Linked DNA regions of Homo sapiens: region 1 is linked to region 2. Evidence: chromatin loops called from intact Hi-C (ENCODE). Cell type or tissue: dorsolateral prefrontal cortex. All regions are shown on one strand.

Region 1 (8,000 bases), 48 kb after region 2:
TTTCCAAACAAGATGCAAGGGTGCTCCTTGGTCCCTACACAGAGGGGCTTAAGCCAGGAGTGCATAAGTAACATGTAAGAGACAGAAGAACTCAACCTGTCTCTCCCTCTGTGCAGTGAAACACCTAATTCCAGGGTTCTTTGATTCTGAAGGTGGGTGGGCTGAGAGAAAGAGGAGCCCCACCCTGAGAGCTCCGAGTATTCAGGACAAGACTTGGCAGCCTGAATAGGGGCTATACTCTTGAGTGTGGAAGAAGCAGGCATCTCTGGGGCACAGGCTGCTCTTCTGGTGGCTTCTCCTTCACCAAACTGGGCTCCCTGCTGTGATGTCTATCAGAGAATCTCCTTCAGTAAGACCAAGATTCCAGGATTTAACTAAAAATAGCAGCACAGACCAGAAAGGTATGTCATGGTACTTGAATTCTGTGCAGAGCAATAAGTACAAATGCAGCTTAACAGGGGCCTTCACAGTTGTATCTTTGGTGAAGGAGAAAATAGACAATGGCAGGGAGAAACTGAAGGACTCAGTAGGTCTGGAACTGGGGCAGCACTGGGTGCTATAAGCTTGTCCTTCAGGGGTCTACAGATGCTGACACCTGGGAAGTCATCCTGCATCATCTGCTCACTGCTCACTGGGCTCAGCAGCTATGTCCTCACAAATAACCAGATTCAATCAACCTGGCCTTCTCCACCCAACCTGGGGAATGTATTCCAGTGACTGTTTCAACTGAGGTTCTATGAAGGGGTTGGGGGATAAGAAGAGGGGACTGATTTGCTTGAAGAAACCATTGCACATCCTTTCCTTTCATCTAAAACCTATTAATGGAAACTCTGAGGCCACCCATAGAAGTCTAGCTGGTCTTCTAAATTTGGGAGTTACGAAGGAGTCATTCCTGATCAATCTACAGGATAAGGGGCCATCAGCAGCTGGTGGTCAGAGTGAGGGAGAAACTGGCTTCCTTGAGAGACTCATCAGCACAGCCACCAACTCTGGGGAAAATGGGGCACTTGCTATAACAGTCACCCCAAACTACTCACAGGAGCCTGAGCCTCGTCCCCTCACCTTATTGTTTCTGATTCTGGTCCATGCCTCTGTTTTCCCTGGACCCCTCGCCCATGTCTGAGTCCAGGGTAGCAGGGGTAGTTCCATCCCAGTCAACATCTATACAGAAGTAACAGCTGCTATGGCTTGAAGCCGAGTCTACAGTTCTACCCATGAGGGCCTCTTTTTCTCCCCAATCCCCTCACACAGGTGACCAGTGCTGTGGGTCTGGTGGAGTGGCCACTGGCCACTGGTCCCAGGCGAACACAAAGTATTTATTCCTCTCTAACACCAGGCATATATTGGAGGGGGTTTGGTGGGTGTAGAACAGAGTGGTTCTTCCAGATGCAAAGCAGTAAGACCCTGTCTACAGAAAGTCATTTCACAAACCTCCACACCCTTTCATGATAAAAACGCTCAGTGAACTATGAATACAAAGAAACTACCCTAACATAGTAAAAGCTATCTATGAAAATCCCACAGTCAACATCATACATAATCTTAAAGACCAAAGATATGTTTTTGTAATATCAGGAACATAGCAACAATGTACACTTTCACTGCTTCTATTCAAAACAGTATTGAAAGTCCTAGCCATAGCAATAAGGCAAGAGAAATAAATAAACAGGATAACAATTAGAAATAAAAAGTAAAACTATCTCTGTTTTCAATGGATTTAATGTCATATGTAGAATACCCTTAAAAGTTCCACAAAACAGCTTTTGTCAGAATGATTAAATGTATTCTGTAATGTTCAGAATACAAAATCACCATGTAAAAACATCTCATGGCTGGGCATGGTGAATCACGCCTATAATCCTGGCACTTTGAGAGGCTGAGGTGGGAGGATTACTTGGGATCAAGAGTTCAAGGACAGCCTGGGCTACAAAGCAAGAGCCTGTCTCAAGAAGAAAAAAGAAAGAAAGAGAGAAACAAAGAAAGAGATAGAAAGAAAGAAAGAAAGAAAGAAAGAAAGAAAGAAAGAAAGAAGAAAGAAAATCTCTTATATTTCAATACTTAGAAAATCTCTTATATTTCAATATTTAAACAAGGACACAGGAAAAAACCCAAAACAAAATTAATAAAACAAATCAAATTTCAACATCATTAGAGAGAGTAAAATATGGCTGGGCACAGTAGCTCATGCCTGCAATCTCAGCATTTTGGGAGGCTGATTTGGACGGATCATCTGAGGTTAGAAGTTCAAGACCAGCCTCAACAATATGGTAAAGCCTCGTTCCTACAAGATAAAATAAAATAAAATTGCTAGCTGTGGTGGCACATGCCTGTAATCCCAGCTACTCAGGGGTCCAAGTCACAAGAATTGCTTCAGCCTAGGAGGGACAGGTTGCAGTGAGCCAAGATCTTGCCACTGTACTCCAGCCTGGGTGACAGTGAGACATTGTCTCAAAGAAACAAATAAATAAAAATGAAACAGTAAAATACTTAAGAATAAAGTTATTCAAAGAGGTGAAAGACTTGTAGATTGAAAAGTATAAAACATTACTAAAAGAAATTAAAGAATACACAAATAAATGGAAAGAAATCCTTTGTTCGTATACTGGAAAACTCAGTATTGTTATGCTAGCAAAACAAACCAGGAGGAATTGACAGATTCATTTCAATCTCTGAAAACATTCCAGTAATATTTTATGCAAGAATAGAAAAAAATTAAACCTAAAATTTATATAGAGTATGAAGGGAACCTAAACAGTCAAAGTCATCTTGTAAAAGAAGACCAGTGTTGGAGGTCTCACACTTTCTGATTTCAAAACATACTACAAAGCTACACTAATCAAAACAGAGTGGTATATATGTAACATACATACTGACAAATAAAATAGAACTGAGTGCCTAGAAAAAAAACTCTTAGTTATACAGTCAAATAATTTTAAACAAGGTTGTCAAGACTTTTCAGTGGAAACAGTACAGTCTTTCACAAATATAGACGTTCTGGGAAATAATACTGAATGGCTTTTGCTGTTGTTGTTTTTGAATGGTCTCAAATGTTCTCTCAAAGATGCTACAGAACATAGCTTATTGATTTTGTAAGTTAAAAGGCTGAGTAAGACTGTGAGAGACTCCCTGCTCATCATCATTCTTCTTCCACTTCCAGTGACTACTCTTATATTCTGTGCCATAAGCCAACAGCTACTGACCCCAGGATCTTTTAATCCTTCTGTAAAACTGTCATTAAAAAAAAATTGTCTAAAGTAAATTTTTTAAAAAATTCTCACTTAAACCAGCTGTTTATCCAATATAAGGCTCAACACAAATAGTTACAGAAAGCCAGTAGGTCATTAAAACAATTAATTTAGTCATTCAAATAAAAATGAACACCATGTAACACTAATATCAAATTATAGTCACAGGGGCAGAATTTCAGCAACAGCAAGAGAAAGTAGCACAAATAGGAATGAGCAAAGAATAGACAATTAATGAGTGTGAATTGGCCTGGAAAATATTGTGGCAATGTCCAAAGATAAATCCACAGTTATTTGTGAAACAAGTGAAAGACCACGCATTCTCAGTCCAGGAAAGCCACCAGGGGGTGGTCTGGGTCTCTTGGACTGTAAGAAGCTCAAGAGGTCCAAACTTCATGAACCCTGCACAGGTGCTCATTGACTCATGTAAATGTTAGAGCAGCTGCTTCCTCCCACAGGACAAATCCACAGCACACAGCCTCCCTGGGCTGGCCCCTCACAGTGTAGCTGCTCTCAGGCCTGTGGACCCAGGTGGTGATAAAGGCAGTAAAGATTTGCATAAAGCAGCACACAGCACACCCCCTCCATGGAGAGAGCTCAATAGGAGATAAAGAGCCATCAGAATCCAGCCCCAGCTCTGGCGCCAGGGGTCCCTTCCAATATCAGCACCATGGCCTGGACTCCTCTCTTTCTGTTCCTCCTCACTTGCTGCCCAGGTTAAGAGAGATTTCAAATACCAGCCTTTGGAGGGATCCTTCTGTCTGCCCTTCTAATTTCTAACATGTGTCTGTTTTTTGTTTCAGGGTCCAATTCTCAGACTGTGGTGACTCAGGAGCCCTCACTGACTGTGTCCCCAGGAGGGACAGTCACTCTCACCTGTGCTTCCAGCACTGGAGCAGTCACCAGTGGTTACTATCCAAACTGGTTCCAGCAGAAACCTGGACAAGCACCCAGGGCACTGATTTATAGTACAAGCAACAAACACTCCTGGACCCCTGCCCGGTTCTCAGGCTCCCTCCTTGGGGGCAAAGCTGCCCTGACACTGTCAGGTGTGCAGCCTGAGGACGAGGCTGAGTATTACTGCCTGCTCTACTATGGTGGTGCTCAGCACAGTGACAGACTCATAAGAGGAACCAAGACATAAACCTCCCTCGGCCCTTGTGATGTGGAGATTGTGTGATCATACACACCAGCTCTCAAGACAGCCTACATGTGGACCAGCCATAGAAAGGGGAAGGAAAGGGTCTGAATTGATTTCTATCCCTCCTTGTGCCCTGAAGTGGAGGAAATGTGAGAGTGATTTGCAGTAATTGAATGAGACAAAGCAAAAGTTATTTGTTTTATATGAAAAAAAAAAACCAGAAACAGCAGGATCAGATCTAAAGGCTGAGTCTAAATGCATTTCCTCCAGACAGAAGCTTCTTCAAACGATGGGCTTTCTGAGCTAAGAGCAAAGAAAATAAACTCTCCATGGGTATATTATTAAAGTTTATTTTATTGAGTTACTTTCAAAGCAATCCATGACTATTATATAAAGTCAGAAAGTATTAAAAATCACCAAGTTCTCTGCTAAGCTACCTTATCCCATGCAATCAAAATAAGTACTTTTCTTCATTTGGATGCATTTTTTATTTCTGTTTTTAATATTTCCACAATGGTGATTAAACCTGGTGCTCATTCCTCTGGTTTGATCCACCTTTATGCTCTTGTCATTTAAAGTTAATGTAAGTAGTGTTCCATTTATTTAAAAGGATAAAATATTTTAATAGTTGATCATTGCATTTTGAACTGAGTACCAGTGAAGTATTCTAGCTTTTAGGTAATTTCAATTGTTTGCTAGTCAATGATGTTATACGTTGTTGTCATTAAACCATTCCTGGTCATTTCTGTGGATTTTGTGAGGTCAGAGAAAATGTCTGTGCTTTTCAATGGAAAGCCTTGGGTACATTATTCCTGACTTCCCAATGCACAAAATAGAGAAACACAAATTTCCTGCTCATGTTAGTTAGAGCATAAGAGATTCAGGTACGAGGAACAATTTATACCCCAAACTACATACAGTGTCTTCAGGCATGTATTAGAAGTGTACTTCTCAAACTCTCTGATACCCTTAGTTCTGAAGAAGCTCAAAGTTGGCTAATACTTTTATATTTATCTTTTTATTTTTTTTACCTCAGCCAGCACTTTCTCCTGATTCCTGGGGTTTTCTGCATTTCCAGTGAATCCAGTGAATCACACAAATAGGCTAACTGATTCTTCCCAAACTCCAGCACTCTCCCTTATGTGCTGATCTAGTGAGGAATCACATGGGAAGAGAGACCCATGGATTTCTGGCGGCCTGGGAAGTGAGTTCATGGCTGGCCTCAGCTTGCAAACCAGACACTTGTCTCCTTGTTTCCCTTTACTGTTCATTGGGTTCAGCAGCTGTGTCCTTCCAGGTTTCCTGGACAGTGATGGACCACACTCTCCCAACTCCCAACCACCCGCTCCTCAAAAAGAATAACCAGACTCAGCAACTTATGTGAGGGGCACAGCCAGGGGTCAGGATAGATTGGCATTAAGTCCCCTCAATTAAGAGAGGCCAGGGAAGGGGGGCTGTTCCCCCTAATCCGTGTGGCTCAGGAAGCAGAGCTCTAGAGACATCTCTACCATGGCCTGCACCCCCTCCTCCTCACCCTCCTCAGTCGCGGCACAGGTGGCTGGAGACAGGGAGTCAGGGACTGGCACTGGCAGGACCAGGGCTCTGCTTTGCTCCCCTGGCTCACTGAGCTGCCTCCCTCACCCTGTGTCTCTCTCCCGACTCTCAGGGTCCCGGGCAATCATGGCTCATCAGGTAACCTGCACCGTCTGTCTGTGGCTAAACCAGCCACCATCTCCTGAACTGGAAGCAGCAGCAATAAGGTTCTTGGAATTGTGACCTGGTGCCAACAATGACCAGGAAGTGCCTCCAAGCTTCTGACTCATAGAAGTAAATATCTGCCCGCAGGGATTCAGGACAGACGCTCAGGCTACCAGTCTTGCATGAAGCCCTTCCTAAGCATCTCTGGGCTTTAGGCTGAGGACAAGGCTGATCACTCCTGTTGGCTTCAGACAGCCCCCTGGAGGTCCAAACAGTGCTGCAGTCTGGGAAAGTGAGATGAGAACACGCCAGGTCTCCTAGGAGCATGACCTTCCAATGGCACCACCCACAACCAGGACAGCTGGTCTGTTTACCATTTGTGTGGATGTTTCTTGATGCTGCCGCTAACCAGGGCCCAAGACTTAGTTCGGGGACAGTGATCTAGAGAATACAGCTTTGTTCTCTCACAGCCAGCCCTCAGAGGAAGCCCTTAGCAACAGCATTGTCAGACTGCCTCAAAAAAATCAGAGTCTTTGATTCCAGGAACAGGCTGCCCTGGGGACAGACTCAAGATGAGTCAGGGTAAGCAGGGACAGAATCCAGCTGGGTCTGCCTCAGGCATGTGCACTAACGCAAAGGTCTGTTCATCCTTATTGTCTACTAAACACCTATTATGTGCCAGTCTCAGGAGAGTGCTCAGGATACAGAGTTTACAAGACAGACAGGGTTCCTGTCTTTACAGGGATAATGCCTCACAGAAGAGTGAGCACCAACAAATCAATGAGAATAAGGCATATTGTGAGGTATAAAATGGTTGACATGGGCCAGAAGACAGTGAGCAACAAGAAGCTATTAGGAGGTTGTAAGCAAGGAGATACAGACTCTGGTTTGAGATTCAGGAGGCAAAGTCCAGCTTCTCTAAGGAAGATGAAAAAGGAGGGGACAGAGTGAAGAAAGATGGTCCAGTTAGGACATGGTGGCTTTGTACACATGAGAGATGAGGTTTCTGGCAAGTAATGTGGCAGCTGAGCTGAGGCCTGTGCTGTGGATCCCAGACGGGAGCCACCTGCTAGGCCTAGGCTGGAGCCCTCTGCCTCTGCTCACGAGGACCAGCAGCTGTGTCCTTACAGGTCCTTAGGGAGCCACAGAACAGCCCCACCCTGGTCCACCCCATCCCAGGCTCAGCTTTCTAGGCAAGGGTCAGAGTCAGGGCCTAGGGTGGGACTTGGCCAGCCCAGGGGAGGAGGCTGGTGTGCATGAAGAGACCCTCCTTCATCCTGGGCTGCTGGCGAAAGTAATAGGGACTGGGGGAGCTCAAGCCCAGCTGAGTGTCATCAGGATGCAGAGCTGTGTGTGGGTCCCCACCAAGGCCTGAGCTCCTCCCTTTCTCCCCCTTCTCATTCACTGCACAGGTAACTAGGGCTAGGGATCAGGGCTGTGGGTGAATGGAACGAGGACCCTGCATGCTGCCCTCTCAACTGACCCACCTCTCTCACCCTCTGTTAGTCCAGGTGTCAAGGTTCTGGGCCCAGTCTGTGCTGACTCAGTGGTGTGAAGAGTTCCTGTGGGTGGGGTAAACTGCCGCCATCTATCACACTTGAAGCAGAAGCAAGGCTGGGTGTGGGCCTGTGTCCTGGTATCAGCAGTGTCCCCAAACTCCTCATCTATGACAGCAGTCATTGGTCTGCACAGGTCCCAGCGAAGTTCTCAGGTCCCAGGTTGGGGATCATGGCATCCCTGAGCATCTCTGGGCTCCAGGCAGAGAATGAGGCTGATTCTTTCGCTCATCTTGAGACCCAAGGATCCATGATTAGGCAGTGCTGCAGGCCAGTGGGTAGCTGGGAGGAAAACCTTCTGTCTCCCCAGTAATGTGTCTTCCCTCTTCAGCCTCCACCCCTTCAGCACAAGTTTCTGGG
Region 2 (8,000 bases):
CTGGGAGCCTCGGTCACACTCACCTGCACCCTGAGCAGCGGCTACAGTAATTATAAAGTGGACTGGTACCAGCAGAGACCAGGGAAGGGCCCCCGGTTTGTGATGCGAGTGGGCACTGGTGGGATTGTGGGATCCAAGGGGGATGGCATCCCTGATCGCTTCTCAGTCTTGGGCTCAGGCCTGAATCGGTACCTGACCATCAAGAACATCCAGGAAGAGGATGAGAGTGACTACCACTGTGGGGCAGACCATGGCAGTGGGAGCAACTTCGTGTAACCCACAGTGACACAGGCAGAGGGGAAGTGAGACAAAAACCTCCCGGCTGATCTGCTCTGTCCACACTTCCTTCCCACTGGCCTGACTCACATTTCAGAGGGCTGTCTCTTAACTCTGTATTTAAAGTTTTCACCTTCCCAGACATTTTGGAGTTCTAATTCACAGCATATGTTCCCTGTGTGTAAATATTTTCTCAAGAGCTTTTGAAACATTGAAGTTTGCACACCAACATTTGTGGTTTTTGCCACTCACCTGTCCCCTGATGGGATTGAAGTTTCCAGGTTGTGGAACTGCTCACAGGTGCGTTTATCAGGAAATCACCGTCACCAGCTCCCACGACCTTTGTCCATATTCAACATTTGTGAGCTGCCTATTCAATGATGGGAACTGACAATTTCCCTGGAGACACAAGGCCTTCACCCTGACTCACAGTGTCACATAATCGACGTGGACTTCAGCCATCTCCAGTCACCTCCATGTGCACAGAGCTCTCATGGTACATGTGCTTGGCTGCCCTAGAAAGAGAGAATGGACACACACCAAAGATAGTAGAATGTGAGCCTGCTCTATATCTGAGATTCTGAAAGAGGCCCCCACTGCCTTCACAGAATGAATTCCTTCACATGCAGGGAGAGAGCTCTGGTGGAATCACTCTGCAATGCTTTCTGATGACAAATACCTGGATTGAGGTCAAATTTCACAGGTTAATAACCCTTTTCAAGACTACCTCCACTACAGACTCCAGTTCCCAGGCATTAAGCCTGAGGACCCTTGTAGACAACCAACATGGGGCTGTGACCAGCAGGAGCAATGGGTAACTGTCCCAGGCCCTGCCTTGGGGCTGCTCACAGCCGGGTGAGCCCCACTGGCCACAGGCTGGCAGAGGCTGAGCTGCTCCCTGTGCTCGCTGATGAAACTCAGCAGCCTAGTGCTCTCAGGGTCCAGCAAAGCCTCTTGGGCAGGGTCCTGTGCCTGTTCCCAACAGCCGCTCCTTCGAGGACCCTCCTGGGCCCACACTCGAGCAGCTCCTTCCTCAACCTCCTCTGTCCTCACATCCCCTTTTGGGTTCCTGAATCAGTGATCAGGTAGGGTCTCATTTAGCCAGAAGGGAGGGAGTAGATTTGCATGAACAGCTTCTTCTTTTCCCTGAGGGCAGAAGGAAAAATAGTCAAGCCTGGGGAAGCCCAGCCCAACTGTGAGGTCCAGAGGCTGTGTCCACCATGGCTTGTTGCCTGAACTCCTCTGGTACCCAATCCTTGGTCTATGTTTATAGACTCAATGAAAATACCTCCCTTTCTACTGGCCTCTTAATGCTAACAGAATCATTTTGTCCCCTAAGCACAAATAGCCTTTCGGGTTGCTGGGTGGGATGACAACTAGAGCAGAAGTCTAGCATGTGCAACCCCATTCCTGGCCCATACATGTCCCTGCTCTTGGCCCAGTCTTTGCTGGTTACTCCCTGAACTCTGAAACTTCAGGGAAGTTGAGTTTCTCTTTCTCTTGAGATTGTACTCTTGAGGAGCTCCTGAATTTCCAGGTATAGGGTGACCCCTCCTCATTAAGGACATGGCTCTCAGACTTATCCCTGGTTTACTTCCCCAGGTTTAGGTCTGTGAGTTCTAAACAGTTTCCCTATGTTTCTTTGGTTGATATTTTGGTTGATATTTCCCTTTGTTTCTTTAGGTTGATATTACATTGGGTAATTACATTGGTTGATTACATTGGGTAAATATATTCTTGTAGATATACACATTATAAACTCTTCCCCCATTAAGCTCTTAATAAATAAACTTGTTTGGGTGCCAATGTACCAATGTAGGTAAGAAGTCTTGACGCTTTTTTTTTTTTTCTTCTGCAGGAGCAGAGGAGAACCTGAAAAAAAAAAGAGAGAGAGACAAGTTCAGCTTATAATACTGTTATTTTCATATAAACTCTCCTACTTTAAAAAGTACAAAACTAGACCTATACTGAAAATATTTTTAAATATATCAGAGTATCTGCATCTGTCACTGTGGAGATGGTTGCTTGCTCTACCACAGAGCACAATAATACTGAGCCTCATCTTCAGCCTAGGCCCCTGTGATGGTGAGGGCAGTCTTGTCTTCAAGCACAGAGTGTGAGAATCAAGTGGGGACCCCATGCAGAGATGGGGACGTCAGACACACACACCCTGGCTCAGCCTCACCTCATGCTCCTAACATCTCCATCTTCTTCACACAGAGGCTGCTGCTGCTTCTGGCTAACACGGGCTCCTGACGCTGGTTCTCCAGGGCCCAAGAGAAAGTGGTCACATATATTCTTCTAAGCTGCAAAATTTGTATTTTTAACCCAACATGTTATTATAACAATGTGTTCATAAAGCACAATACTAAGATCTATCATCAATTGCACAGTTATGAGTTATTTATAGGAGTGGCAAAATAAAAAGTTACGCACACACACACGCAGATTCGGGCAGGCCAGAATTTAATTACAGGAGCAAAGTTTGATATTAGTGACACAACATAACAATGATCCTATGTATAATGATAAACATAGCAATGGACCATATGAAGCTTTGAAGAAACATAATGGAAACACAGAAAAAATCTCCCTCTCACCAAATTTTAGAAAATTCTAAAAAAAATTAAAAATTTTTAAAACCCCTCAAAACTGAGTTAATTTATAAAATATGATACAAAACATAAAGTTTACATAACTTTAACACTCTTCATACTCAGTAAATGCAGGTTCTTTCTCCACAATTTAATCCAGTGTACCAAAACCGAGCCTTCCTGTTTGCTGGAGGAAAACCTCAGCACCACAACAGTAGAAAAGCACCAACCTCTCTGCCCACAGTGCATCTTCCCTCCAGAGACTCCGCAGGACTCTGCATGGTCTCCTGAGGGCCCTGAAGTGGAGGTTCTGTGATGAGAAGGGGGCATGGATGGCACAGGGCAAGAATGTCTGCAGGGTAAGAGTGTTAGAGGGACAAGCTTCATTCCTCTCTGAAACAAGCCTATCTTACATGATTTATCTTTATTCTTCTCTACAAAAAAAAAAAAAGTCACAAAGATAGCTGCAAAGAAATATGTGAAATTATACAAGGCTAAGATAACAAAGAATATTGGAAGAAAAAGTAATTATGACATCTTCTATCAAAACATTTTAGGCCAAGCGTGGTGGCTCATGCCTGTAATCCCAGCATGTTGAGAGGCCAAAGCAAGAGAATCACTTGAGGTCAAGAGTTCAAGACAAGCCTGAGATCCCATTTTTATTTTTTAAAAGCAGCATTAAAAAAAAAAGGTTCATCATAGTCTCCTCTTCCCACAGTTAATAATGAGAATGGAGAAAGTTCAAAAAGTGAAAATTTAAGCAACTCTTATGTACCCATAACAATTTTTTAAATTTTAAAAAAGAAATGAAACCCGTAGCACAACTGACCACCAGCACACAGGTGCCTCTTCTTCAGCTGCCCCTCCTGAAGTGACAACCAAACCCAGGGGCTCAGCACAATGAGCTCTCCCTCTGGCCATACATTCCCTGTGAGGCCCCATCTACTCTCATCCCAACACAATTGCTCCCCAGGCATCTGGGGGCTGCTGCTGAGATTCTCCACTCATGGGGTCCTGGGCACAGCGGTGTTATCCCAGTCCCCCTCTTCCTCTGTGTCCTGGGAGCTGGAATCAGAGTCAGCCTGATCTGACCCAAAGCCTACAATTAAGAGCCCTGAGTGGCCTCTCCTGCTTTCCCCCCACATTAGACTCTTCCTTTCAGTGTCCTTCCTGGGGTACTGTGTCACTACTCAATAATATCTTATGTCCTCAGTGCTAGGCGTTTTTCACATAATATACTCTTGTTAGTTTCTCCTCACCTTTCCAAGCTCAGTTATCAACTCTAGGCTGATGATCCTAACTATTCATTTACAGCACATTGTCATATAAAGGCCAGCGATATCTAGAAAAAAAAGTGCCAATAAATGTGTGTACTGCATCTTACGAATCACTACAAGGATACCACAAACAATATCCCTGTATTTAAATAGAGTTCACTCTTCAGACACAAGAGTTTAAGTGGAGTTCAATATAATAGTTTATATAGATAATAGTTAATATAACAGTTTAACCAGTCTGTCTGTGGCTAAACCAGTCACCATCTCCTGCACTGGAAGCAGCAACAATAAGGGTCTTGGGCTTGTGTCCTGGTACCAACAATGACCAGGAAGTGCCGCCAAACCTCTGATACATATGTACGGATCCATATATTTATATCCATATCCTGCGGCGAATATCCACCTGCAGGGATCCAGGACTGAATCTCAGGCTACCGGTCTGGCAAGGAGGCATTGCTGAGCATCTCTGGGCTACAGGCTTAGGACAAGGCTGATCTCTGCTGTTGGCTTTAGGCAGCTCCATCGAGGTCCCCACAGTGCTGCAGTCTGGGGAACTGAGACAAAGGCACACCAGGTTTCCAATGAGTATGAGCTACCTGCAGCACCACCCACTGTCAGGACAACTGGGCTCTTTACCGTTTGTGTGTATGTTTCCTGGTGCTGCCACTAACCAGTGCCCAGGACTCAAGTCAGGGACAGTGATCTAGAGAATGCAGCTTTGTTCTTTCAGAGCCAGCCCACAGAGGGAGCCCTTAGCAATGGCACATTGTCAGACTGCTTCAAAAGAATCAGAAAGCCTTTGATTCCAGGAACAGGCTGCTCTGGGGACAGACCCGAGATGGGTCAGGGGAGGCAGGGACAGATTCCAGGTGGCTCTCTCTCAGGCACATGCACTAATGCAGAGGTCTAATCATCCCTATTGTCTACTGAACAACTACTATGTGCCAGGCTATGGGGAGGGCTCAGGATACAGAGTTACCAAGACAGACAAGGTTCCTGTCTTCATAGGGCTGACACCAAACTAAAGAGAGACAGTCAAGAAGTCAATGGGAATAAGGCATATTGTGGTGTATCAAAGAGGTGACACTGGCCAGAAGGGGGAGAATGATAGAACGCCTTTAGTGGGTCGTAAGCAAGGAAGACACAGCCTTTTGTTTGAGATTTAGGAGGAAAGTCCAGCTTCTTCAAGGAAGACAAAAAATGAGGGGATAGTGCGAAGGCAAAAGGTCCAGTTAGAAAGCAGTGGCATTGTGCACATGAGAGATGAGGTATCTAGCATCTGATGTAGCAGCTGAGCTGGGAGGAATGTGCATGACCCACACCATGGTGAGAAGGACTAGAGGAAAGAGGTCACTAGGTTGAGGCCCTGACCTTGTCCTTGTGATGGAAACCTGACAACAGCCTGCAGCTGCGATCAAGCATGTCACTCTCCTCTTCTCTCTGGAAAGCTCATAGGACTCAGGACTCATTGCTGCCCTTCCCTCTTATTCAGTGAGATTTATTTGAACCATCACTTTTCACACCTGGACAGAGACCTGCTTACTTTCTCTTGAGCAAAAGCACTAAGGGTCGGGACAGAGCACTGTAGAGCACATGGGATGATGCCCTACACACTCAAGGGGCTGCTGTTACTGCTGTTAAAGCTCACGATCAAACCTCCCAGAGCTCTGTCAGAAACCATGAGACGGGAGGTGTCAGTGCTGAAGTAGCTGATTTGGGGGCACACTGATTTGCAGTCTGTGCAGTCCTGATTTGGAGGTGTGGGACAGTGAGGGCTGAAGCCCAGCATCGGCAAGAGGTTCCTGAGGTGTCTTTATGTGCCAGGGTCCTTGTGACCACCTCAGTGATGTGTGGGGGTAAAGGTCAATTGAAAAGCTGGAGAGCAGTGGACAGGCAGGATTCTGTGTCTGGGTGAGGGACGGGATGTTCAGCTCCTGCCCAGGCATCCTTATTTACATTTCTGTTTACCTCTCTTCTTCCTTGTCTCCTTCCCAGGGCAGGGTTGCAGGGCTGTTGTATCTCCGCTGCTCTTTCTCCATCACAAAGAGAGCAAGAGAGACAGGTTATGTGATGACTAATTCCCTCTTCACACTCAGTTGTCTGATTGTCCTTAGGAATTCTTCCTGAGGATGGGAATGTGCTGTTTTATTTCTCCCTTACAGTGAGATCCTAGCCATTTGTGAGGCCAAGGAGATTGACCCCATCCTGTCGATGAAGGATTATTTATAACACACATGGTCAAAAAGAACATCATCAACTTCTGCACAAGTCAGTCCATTCGTCAGGGTTATAGAAGTGCACGTCTCTCAGCTGTCAGCAATGGGCTTCAAATCCCCAGGATGACTAACTTGTCAGGATGGGATCATCCACATTAAGATGTTTCTTTACAGTTAGTGACTCTATTCACTGTGTTTCCCCTGCTGAGATCCAACCTCTATGAGATTGTTTATTGGCTGTTTTCTGTCTTGTCATTGCTGAAAACACTTCCTGGCACTAAGGACAGACTCAATACATGTTTATTAAATATGTGAGTTCACCTACATTGGAATCCCAGGAAGAGGTACAAACCTGAGGTCAAGATAATAATTTTTTTAAAAATTCTGAATATTTTGTGTTTGAGATTCCAAGTTCATTCAATGGAAGATACTAAGTAATGACTTTTGCCTTTGGATTTGGTTAGCAGGAGAAGGATATGGATATAAAAATGCAAATATATATATCACACATACCTCCCCATGGCCCAGAGACCTGAAAGCCCAGCTGGTCTCTGCAGCTGCCAATTGCAGCCTCTGTTCACTCATTTATGGTCTGATTGTCATGGATCCATATATACTGGATCCCATGGGTTCATGTGGAGAAAGTGGAGAGGATGCGATGGGCTTTCCCAGTCCTGATAAAAGAAACCACAGGAAGCGAATAGATCATAAAGCAAATTCTGGGGACAGAAAACCCTCGAGAGCAAATAAACTGCTAATATGGGTGAGTTGGGAAAATGTCTGGCAATATTTATATAACTAAGAAACTTTACATTAGATATCCTTCCTTCACAATATTCATTACGGAGCTTTAAATCATCCATATGATCAATGCAATTCAAACATTAAACTCATCAACCCCAAGTCCCATAGCAGACTTTGATGAGGAAATTCTTGAAGGAAGAAGGATGGGTTTGTGAGCTCTGTGTCCACAGAAGAGATATTTCTCCACTAGGAGAACTGGGTAAAGCCAATAAATAATTAGGAATGTAGATGCCCAACTGGACTATATTCTAATCCAATATGCAATGCTGTGAGTCCTGCATCTGCAAATTGTTAACATTCATTGTGCTTCCTTCAGTTTCCCAATTACTACAATAAATTAACTTTAGACATGGATGATTACAGAACAGATCAATTAATGTGAGAGTCCTTGGAATGTGTTGCTTTAATCCACAAAAATTACGGAACACTTCAAATGTATATATTTGTTAATTTATGTACCAATTGTATTTTACTGCTTCGTTGATCTGTTGTAAAAATCACCCAGTGAGGGAGTAAGCTGATGGGTAAAATGGGTTGAAAAATTAAACAAGATGAACCACATTGATGATGGTCAAATTTGGCTGATGGGTGCAAACAATTCATTAGAAAAGTATCTGTATATTTGTATGGTTCAAAAGTTTCCATGCTATCCAGTGTTTAAAATATCCTTGTTTGTAACTGTTCTGCTTTTAACCGGTGTACAATGTGGACAAAATGTAAGCTTACACTCTGACTTTGAGTAGAAGCCCATCTTCTCCCAACAGGCAGAGGAGAAGCTGGTGTGGAGAACATGGAAAACACAGGAGCTCAGGGTTTCCCAGGACAGAGAAGCG

What was found. Peaks named below come from ENCODE experiments on the same cell type or tissue, not always from the same donor. Only the 100,000 strongest peaks of a DNase experiment are listed, where the experiment ranks them.
Region 1: it touches region 2 in a loop (4-fold over the local background); 34 of 110 quality-filtered maps call a loop at or near these places.

The regions. Positions count from the first base shown.
Region 1 is chr22:22,391,137-22,399,136 of GRCh38, forward strand. It overlaps IGL, IGLV7-43, the pseudogene IGLVI-42 and the pseudogene IGLVVII-41-1. Among named protein-coding and RNA genes, the nearest start is that of ZNF280B, 110 kb to the right of the region's middle. In dorsolateral prefrontal cortex, no CTCF peak of the experiment used is centred here; DNase peaks (open chromatin) are centred at 4,205 and 6,405; H3K27ac peaks cover 1,002 bases; H3K27me3 peaks cover 1,480 bases.
Region 2 is chr22:22,343,457-22,351,456 of GRCh38, forward strand. It overlaps IGL and IGLV9-49. Among named protein-coding and RNA genes, the nearest start is that of VPREB1, 100 kb to the left of the region's middle. In dorsolateral prefrontal cortex, a CTCF peak has its summit at 4,910; a DNase peak (open chromatin) is centred at 4,895; H3K27ac peaks cover 1,267 bases; H3K27me3 peaks cover 2,346 bases.